2 separate regions of the Homo sapiens genome follow, and region 2 is linked to region 1. A link is a contact called in ENCODE Hi-C or POLR2A ChIA-PET data. All regions are on one chromosome and are shown on one strand. The core of a region is the stretch at or near the end of the contact, and the rest is flanking DNA. Distances in the headings are between cores, read along the strand shown.

The links. A loop is a pair of places that touch in the nucleus more often than their neighbours do. ChIA-PET counts read pairs that join two places held with the same protein, here RNA polymerase II (POLR2A). Pooled maps may share reads with other maps.
Region 2: a loop to region 1 is called in a map with no recorded cell type, with 4 times the contacts of the local background. The contact joins two enhancer-like sites. A Hi-C loop is called at or near these places in 1 of 168 maps with a recorded cell type or tissue (Right ventricle myocardium inferior), 5 of 37 single-sample maps with no recorded cell type and 6 of 50 pooled maps. POLR2A ChIA-PET finds 5 or more read pairs at or near these places in 4 of 52 experiments (H1, K562, OCI-LY7 and 1 more).

Annotation. Positions count from the first base shown.
Region 1 is chr3:119,351,320-119,355,308 of GRCh38, forward strand. All of the region lies in intron 1 of ARHGAP31 (Rho GTPase activating protein 31), which reads left to right. Among named protein-coding and RNA genes, the nearest start is that of ARHGAP31-AS1, 31 kb to the left of the region's middle. RefSeq lists enhancers at 249-946, 744-793. Within about 2 kb of position 2,117, at least 8 of the 41 ENCODE cell types and tissues checked have a DNase peak (open chromatin) inside an H3K27ac peak, as active enhancers do; they include OCI-LY7, where a contact is called at or near this core.
Region 2 is chr3:119,399,932-119,403,920 of GRCh38, forward strand. ARHGAP31 (Rho GTPase activating protein 31) reads left to right here. Exons shown (of 12, transcript NM_020754.4): 10 at 1,891-2,466. LOC124906273 (a long non-coding RNA gene) reads right to left here. Exons shown (of 2, transcript XR_007096027.1): 2 at 1-2,666. Among named protein-coding and RNA genes, the nearest start is that of TMEM39A, 62 kb to the right of the region's middle. Within about 2 kb of position 1,685, at least 2 of the 41 ENCODE cell types and tissues checked have a DNase peak (open chromatin) inside an H3K27ac peak, as active enhancers do; they include OCI-LY7, where a contact is called at or near this core.

The DNA.
Region 1 (3,989 bases), core at 867-3,366:
CTTCTGCTGCTTTCTGGTCTTCCTCATTCTTGGTCTGTGACTTGGTTTCCCTAGTGTGGAGGTTATGCTTATAAAATGTACTGGAAAGTGCATGAATTTTGGATTCAAACAGACTTATAACTGCACCCCAGTTTGCCACTAGCTGTTTGAGCTTGGACAAGTTGTCTAACCATACAGAATGTTAGCTTCCCATCTGAAAATAGGAGTAGTAATGCCTACATCTCAGAGTTTTAAGAATTAAATGAAATAATGATGGTTAATTCATCCCCATAAGCACCCATGAGGTATGCAAGAAAAAAAAAGAGAGGTGGCCTGGACACACTCAGAGTAGAAAAAAATTTACATTGTCCTCATTCTTAAGATGATCAGTGTTAGTGAAGCATACAGTTCAAGAAACAAGTTTGCTTCTCTCTCATTAATCTGCTCAGTTCACGACCTTCTCCCCTGGGGCTCACTCTCAGGCACATGCGGCCGTTCTCTGTATCCATTAGCACTTAAGAGCCTCCACCAGTGGTATCCCAAGGAGCAGGTGGCAAGAAAGCTGCTCATCCAGTAAATAAAACTTTGATCAGGTGATTCCACTGATGTGTGCTTTATGCAGTTAAACTGAGGATTTAAATGATTTTAAATGAGTTGTTGTTGCCTAGGAATGTGCTGGGGATTGACTGAGATCTTTCTGTCCTCCATCAGCAGCCCCATGGAGTGAGTGATGTCTCCCCCTACAAATCTCCTAATAACAAAGCTTTCTCCACAGACAGTAGAAAGGATGAACCACATAAGCCTTTATCAATTACACAAAGCACAGCAGCTTCATCAATGGGACAAAACCCTTCTGTACAGTTTCTATGTACAAGATGAATAGGGCCAGCTCTAAGACCAAGGTCACATGGGGATGTCTTGCAGGTTTGTTTTCTATGTTCACAGCATTTGAATCTTTTTCTCTACTCAGCACCACCCTTCCTCAGCCACAACCACTCCCACCCCAAACACACACACCCAGAGGCACCCTGTGGGAGTCCCTCTTAAGCTCTCCCCACTGGCTCATTCGCTACTGATGACTTGTGGACCCAGACACTTTCATCACTCTCAACCAGTCTTTTATGTGTGAGTCAGATAGGCTCTTACCTTTCCTAAAGAAATTTCAGGCAACAGCTAGAGAAGAGTGAGTCCTCTCACTTCCCCTTTCGTTGACGAACCACGAGAGGTTGTCCCTTCTGACCCTAAAGGGACTCCTTATTTTTTTCTTTTTGTGGCAAGTCTTTTCTTCTAGATTACCTCCCCTCCCTCTTCCCACACACACACACACACAAAAGCCTATTTCTTTGAAGGGAAGAACTTCAGGGTTGGCCCTGATGAGGAAGCTGAAGGTCTAGTCCCAAAGCTGCCAGTATTGGACATTATTCTACAGGCAATGGGAAGCTATTGATTGTTTTGGTGTAGGGGAGCTTTATCATCAAGGTAGTGTTTTAGAAAGATTTATCTGGAAGTAGAGATCAAGATAGAATGCAATCTTCCCAGACAGTCAGTAAAAATGCCCCCAAGTTCCCTAATGTTTCTCTTCCACTGGACTGGTCTAGTCAGCATTCCTGGAATTCACCACATTATTTCTTGCCTTTCACCTTGTTTATACTATTCTCTGTTTCCTGCCCCAAAAGAAAGTGTATGACATTTACTAAGTACTTATTATATGCTAGGCACTTAGATGAGCGGTCTGCATGTATTGTAATGTATATTGCGTCACGTCAATTACATCATATGATAGCATCTCACATCATATCAAATCATTCCTCTGCACCAGTGTCAGAGTTCTTATTGCAGCACCTTGACTGGTTGTTTATCCACTTAGCTCACAACACTGTGAGCCCCTGAGCATGAGGGTCCTGTCTCAGCACTCCCCAACGTGGTCCCTCTCAAGACAGCTGGCTCTCTAAAAACGCACACAATTTCCTGTTCTTGTTCAACATCTAAAAGCTCTGCCTGACTTCCCCACCAGCTGTAATCTTTTTAAAAGAACTTTTGTTACAATTTTTGTGCCTGTCTAGGGCCCTTAGCATATTTTGTTTGATATGTTCATACTGGCCAAGTGACGTAATACCTCTGAGCTTCAGTTTCTTCATTTACAAAACAGAGATAAATACCTCCCTCATAAGGTGACTGTGAGGATTGCACTGGGTACAAATAATGGATAAGAAGTGTATAGCTAGGCTGGGCACGGTGGCTCACGCCTGTAAGCCCAGCACTTTGGGAGGCCAAGGCGGGTGGATCACGAGATCAGGAGTTCAAGACCAGCCTGGCCAAGATGGTGAAACCCTGTCTCTACTAAAAATACATGGTGGTATGGGCCTGTAATCCCAGCTGCTCCAGAGGCTGAGGCAGAGAATTGCTTAAACCTGGAAGGACGGAGGTTGCAGTGAGCCAAGATTGCACCACTGCACTCCAGCCTGGGTGACAGAGCAAGACTCCATCTCAAAAAAAAAAAAAAAAAAAAAAGTGTGTAGCTCAGGGACCACTGCATACTAGTTTCACAATAATTACCCATTCCCTTCTTGGCTTCTTGAAGGCAAAGATCTTATTACCTTTTGTTCCTCTAGATGGGCCCTCAGTGCATCTGCTTTGGTAGAAGGAGAATCGCTGTCATTGGGAAAGAGACAGCATTGACAGCAGAGACCTGAGGGCCCCGGCAGGGATAAGTCACAGAGTGGACCAGAGGAGGACCTGGACACCTCTGCAGGAAAGTGCTGGTTTGGCTTGGCATCTGAGAGCCTAAAAATGAGGAGGGCAGGGACCCCCACCCGGGGAACCGGGCTCCAGGCTGCCTTGCTCAGCAGGATAGCAGAGCTAGTCCTCAGCCATCCCAGGCCAGCAGGTTGGGCAAATATTTCTGCTTCACAAGGGGTAATAACCTCAACAGGGTCACTGGAAAGGACTTCAGCAAACATTTAGAACTTGGGTCACTGATTTCAGAAGCCCCTCCATCTTCCTAAATGAAACTTGTTTTGTAAAATCCCATTTCTTTCTTTTAAAAAAAATGCTTTTACTATATCCCCTTCACAGAAAATTTAGAAAAGCAAAATTAAAAATAGAGAAAAGCAAAAATCATTGATTTTCTACCACTTAGCAGTAACTACTATTAACATTTCAGTGTGTGTGTGTGGTTTGTGTGTGTGTGTGTGTGTGTGTGTGTGTGGTTTTTATGTGTGTGTGTGAGGCAGAGTTTCGCCCTTGTTGCCCAGGCTAAAGTGCAGTGGTGCCATCTCAGCTCACTGCAACCTCCGCCTGCCTCCTGGGTTCAAGTGATTCTCCTGCCTCAGCCTCCCGAGTAGCTGGTATTACAGGCACCCGCCACCATGCCGGGCTAATTTTTTTTTTTTTTTTTTTTGTATTTTTTAGCAGAGATGGAGTTTCACCATGTTGGTCAGGCTGGTCTTGAACTCCTGACCTCAGGTGATCCACCTGCCATTGTGTGTCATTTTTTATTATTTAATATACTGGGGAAGAGGTAGTTTTTAAAGAGACATTCTGTACTCTATATTTATATATAATTTTAATTTTTCAAACTTTTTTGCTATTTTTTTTTCAAAAGGAACTTAAAAATAGATATTAACCATGAGCTGTTGAACACTTAAAGATCAGACCTGTAGTGGTAGGATTTCAGGCATTTTGGCAGTCAACGGCAAGGAGCCAATCCACTCTCCTCAAATCACACCTCCAAAGTTGCCACTATAGGACCTGCCTTCCTGTTGGGGAGTGTTTGAACCATGGTAGGTGTAGCTTGGGGCTTTTTCTATTCTTCATCACTTGTGGTATCACAGAAAAAGCATGGGCTTTGGCAGCACACACACCTGGGTTTGGATCCCAACTCTGGCACTTCCTAGCTCCAGGCCATTGGGCAATTTATCTATTCTCTCTGAGAATCAACTTTCCTATTTTCAAAATGGAGATCATTTTGTCTGTTTCATGGGTTGTCTACAGTTATAGAATGGAGAATG
Region 2 (3,989 bases), core at 435-2,934, 48 kb after region 1:
TATCTCTCTCTTCTATTTCTGTTAAGTAACCAACAAGCACCATTACAAATTACAAGGCAAAGGACTTGTCTGGCAACAGACTGTTAAAACTCCCCTATACTTATCCCATGACTTTCCAGCCCCTTTAATACAAGACATTTTTCTCTTTCAAAAATGGGTCAGACCAAAACAATACAGAAAATCTTTAGAACAACATTTTAAAAATAATTCTAAACCCGGGCCGGGTGTGGTGGCTCATGCCTGTAATCCCAGCACTTTGGGAGGCTGAGGCAGGTGGATCACTTGAGGCCAGGAGTTCGAGACCAGCCTGGCCAACATGGTGAAATCCTCTCTGTACTAAAAAAAATACAAGAAATTAGCCAGGCGTGGTGGTGCATGCCTATAATTCCAGCTACTCAGGAAGCCGAGGCACAAGAATCACTTAAACCCAGGAGGCAGAGGCTGAGGCACGAGAATCGTTTGAACCCAGGAGGCAGAGATTGCAGTGAGCTGAGATTGCGCCACTGCACTCCAGCCTGTCTCAAAAAAAAAATAATAATAATTCTAAACCTGTATAACACTCAGTGAGATCTTCTTAAGTTAACTCGATACTTTCAGCATTTTCTTACTTTTATATTCATCTATTTGCTTTGGTTTGGAAACTTCTTGGCAGTTATTGCCCAGTTTTGCAGGAGTTAATATTTCAACATATAGGTTTTTATATACATGGCATGTGAGTATTAGGTCATCTAACTGCTGAGTCTCGATGTCCTCATGTGTTAAAGATCATTACACTTCCTTACAGGGTGGTCATAAGAATTTTAAGCATACAGTTATGTAAGATGCCCAGTTTAGTGCTTAGTACCAAGTTAGAAATTATTTTCTAGATTCCTGGCAACTCGCGTATCATCTCCAAGCTTATTTACTTCCCACGTAGGCTTTTCTCTTCCTTGCCTTTATTTCTAAGTCAAGAACTTGGTCTGGGCATAGTGGCTCATGCCTGTCATCCCAGCACTTTGGGAGGCCGAGGCAGGCAGATCACCTGAGGTCAGGAGTTCAAGACCAGCCTGGCCAACATGGTGAGATCTCCTCTCTACTAAAAATACAAAAATTAGCCGGGCGCGGTGGCAGGTGCCTGTAATCCCAGCTACTCAGGAGGTTGAGGCAGGAGAATCACTTCAACCCGGGAGGTGGAGGTTGCAGTGAGCCGAGATCACGACACTGCACTCCAGCCTGGGCGACAGAGCTGTACTCCATCTCAAAAAAAAAAAAAAAAATTCACTCCTCACAACTGTGCTTTCTAACAGTTAGTTAATTTACATTTCTAGTTTCTCATCCTCTGAATCAACAGGAAGAAGCCTGAGAAAAGGTGGGGAAGGTCTAGTTGTTAATAGCATTTGTTTCCTTGCTGGGAAATCAAACCCCCCTGTCTGGGTCCATCTGCCAGAGAAAACTTAAAACAAAAAGTTTTAAAGTTCTAAAATAAGACAAGATTCTGTTTATTTTTCCTTTTTGTCTTCTTCATTTTGAGCAAACATCATCCTACCGCCTCCCATCTGTCTCTTTATTTTTTCATGGTCTACATTTAATGCCTAGTAGATGATGGCTCTGTTTAGCAACTTTAGCAGTAATCTTTTTTTGAAAACTGCTCTACCTGCAAAGTTTAAAAGTGATCTGTATGGCACAACAGCAAATGAACCTACCAAAGCATCATGCTGAAATTCTGTGCATATGAGGAAGTGCTTTCTCTTTTGTCATCCAGATGTTACCTGTCTTTATCTGGGCGGTTATGCCCCTGTTAGAATGCTGTGCCTCTCTAGTATTCAAATGTCGTGTGCCTGCCCTTACTGGAAGGCCTGCTATTGTATGTGTGCCCCGGCTGCTGACCATACACTTGTTCCTTTTTACTAGGAAAAGAAACCAAGGGAAATTTCAATCGAACAGTTACCACCGGTGGATTTTTCATTCCAGCAACAAAGATGCACTCCACCGGCACCGGCAGCTCATGTGACCTCACCAAGCAGGAGGGCGAATGGGGCCAGGAGGGGATGCCTCCCGGGGCTGAGGGTGGCTTTGATGTGAGCAGTGATCGCAGCCATCTCCAGGGCGCTCAGGCCCGGCCCCCACCGGAACAGCTGAAGGTTTTCCGGCCTGTTGAGGATCCGGAGAGCGAGCAAACAGCCCCAAAGATGTTGGGTATGTTCTACACTTCGAACGACAGCCCTAGCAAATCCGTCTTCACCAGCAGCCTCTTCCAGATGGAGCCCTCGCCGCGTAACCAGCGCAAGGCGCTGAACATCTCCGAGCCCTTTGCGGTATCTGTGCCGCTCCGCGTGTCCGCAGTCATCAGCACCAACAGCACGCCGTGCAGAACACCCCCGAAGGAGCTGCAGTCTCTTTCCAGCCTGGAAGAGTTTTCTTTTCATGGATCAGAGAGCGGAGGCTGGCCAGAAGAAGAGAAACCGCTGGGAGCTGAGACTTCTGCAGGTAAGTAGAGGAGAGAGGGTATCTTTCCGTTGCAAGAGAGAAAAACCAGACTTAAATTTGCTTGAGTTTGCAAGGCAATATAGTGCGGTGGTTAAGCCTGTGGGCTCTAGAGCCCGATTGGGTACAAATCCACGCTCTGCCATTTTACTGCGTGATCTTCAGCAGGTTAATGTAACCACTCTGTGCCTCGGTTTCTTAATCTGTAAAATGGGAATAATTATGTTAATAATACCTTTTTCATAAGTTTGTTGTAAATATTAAATTATTTAATACATATGAAGCTCTCAGAACAGTGTCTACATACAATAAGTATATAATAAATATTACCTATTATTATTTTATTTGCTCACAGAGTGAGAAGGCAGGAGAAAAACTCACAGAATGGAATGCAGAGCTGCAGAGCTGGAATTGGGGATTCAGTTCTTCCAGTCTCCTTCTCTTTCCATCCACCCATCCTTATTTCTACTTTATATTTGCAGACAACATGGCTAGCAACCCTAGCAACGAGAAAGAGCATCCCTCTCCCAATTTTCTGATATCAAATGCAGGAAGGATTCTGATTGGATCTGCCTGAGTCCCATGCCCAGCCTTGGACCAATCACTGTTTCCAGCTAATTGGGTTCTGAGATTGGCCAGACTTGAGTCTCTGGGTGTGTCTGGAGTGAAGAGAGTTTCTTTAATTAACAAGCAAACATGGGCCACATAAAATGGAAGCAGGGAGAACCCCAAAGGAAAGGGTGGCTGACAATCAAACCAACAAATGTTTATTGTGATTTAGGAATGTTTCTTTTCCGTTAATATTAGTCATTTTCAGCACCTATTAGGTTGTCAGGCACTCTCCTAAGTGTCCTGCAAATATTATCTCATTTCTCCCCTCTATCCTATGATATAGATAGTCACTATTATCCCCATTTCCTTAAAGAGGAATGGTTTATTTGCTGAATCACTCATAGCAAGGAAGTGGAAACACCAGGATTTTAATCCAGACTTTAAAAAAATCCATGCTTGTAACACTATACCACGCTCCCTCCTGTGTTCACTATGGGCTGTGGAGTTAAAAGATTGTTAAGACATGATCCCTTCCCCACAGTGAGCTCAAAAACTAAGAAGGGAAATTGAAACTCTGCACTGAAGTTCAGCACAGGGTCAGCCTATGGAAGCAGCATAAGAGCCTCCTCAGGATTTTTGGAATTAGGGAGGGGTTAGGTACCCAAAGCATCATGAAAGAGGTGTTCCTAACAGATGGCAAGGGCATGAAGGAGAGACAGTCCTCTCAGGAGGATTCCAGGAAGATTTAGAAGAGGTGACATTTGGACTGAGCCTTCATAAATGGGTAGGGTTTCTCCATGCAGAAAAGAAGAGAAAGGGCATTCTGAGCAGCTACATGTTGTGGGAAGTATGTAGGTTTTGGAACCCAACTGGGCTGATTCGGATGCTAGCTTTACTGCTTTTTGTCAGTTTGGCAGTGGGAAATTTTGGAGCCTGTTTCTCATCTGCAAAGCTGGGGAGACTCCTATCCCAAA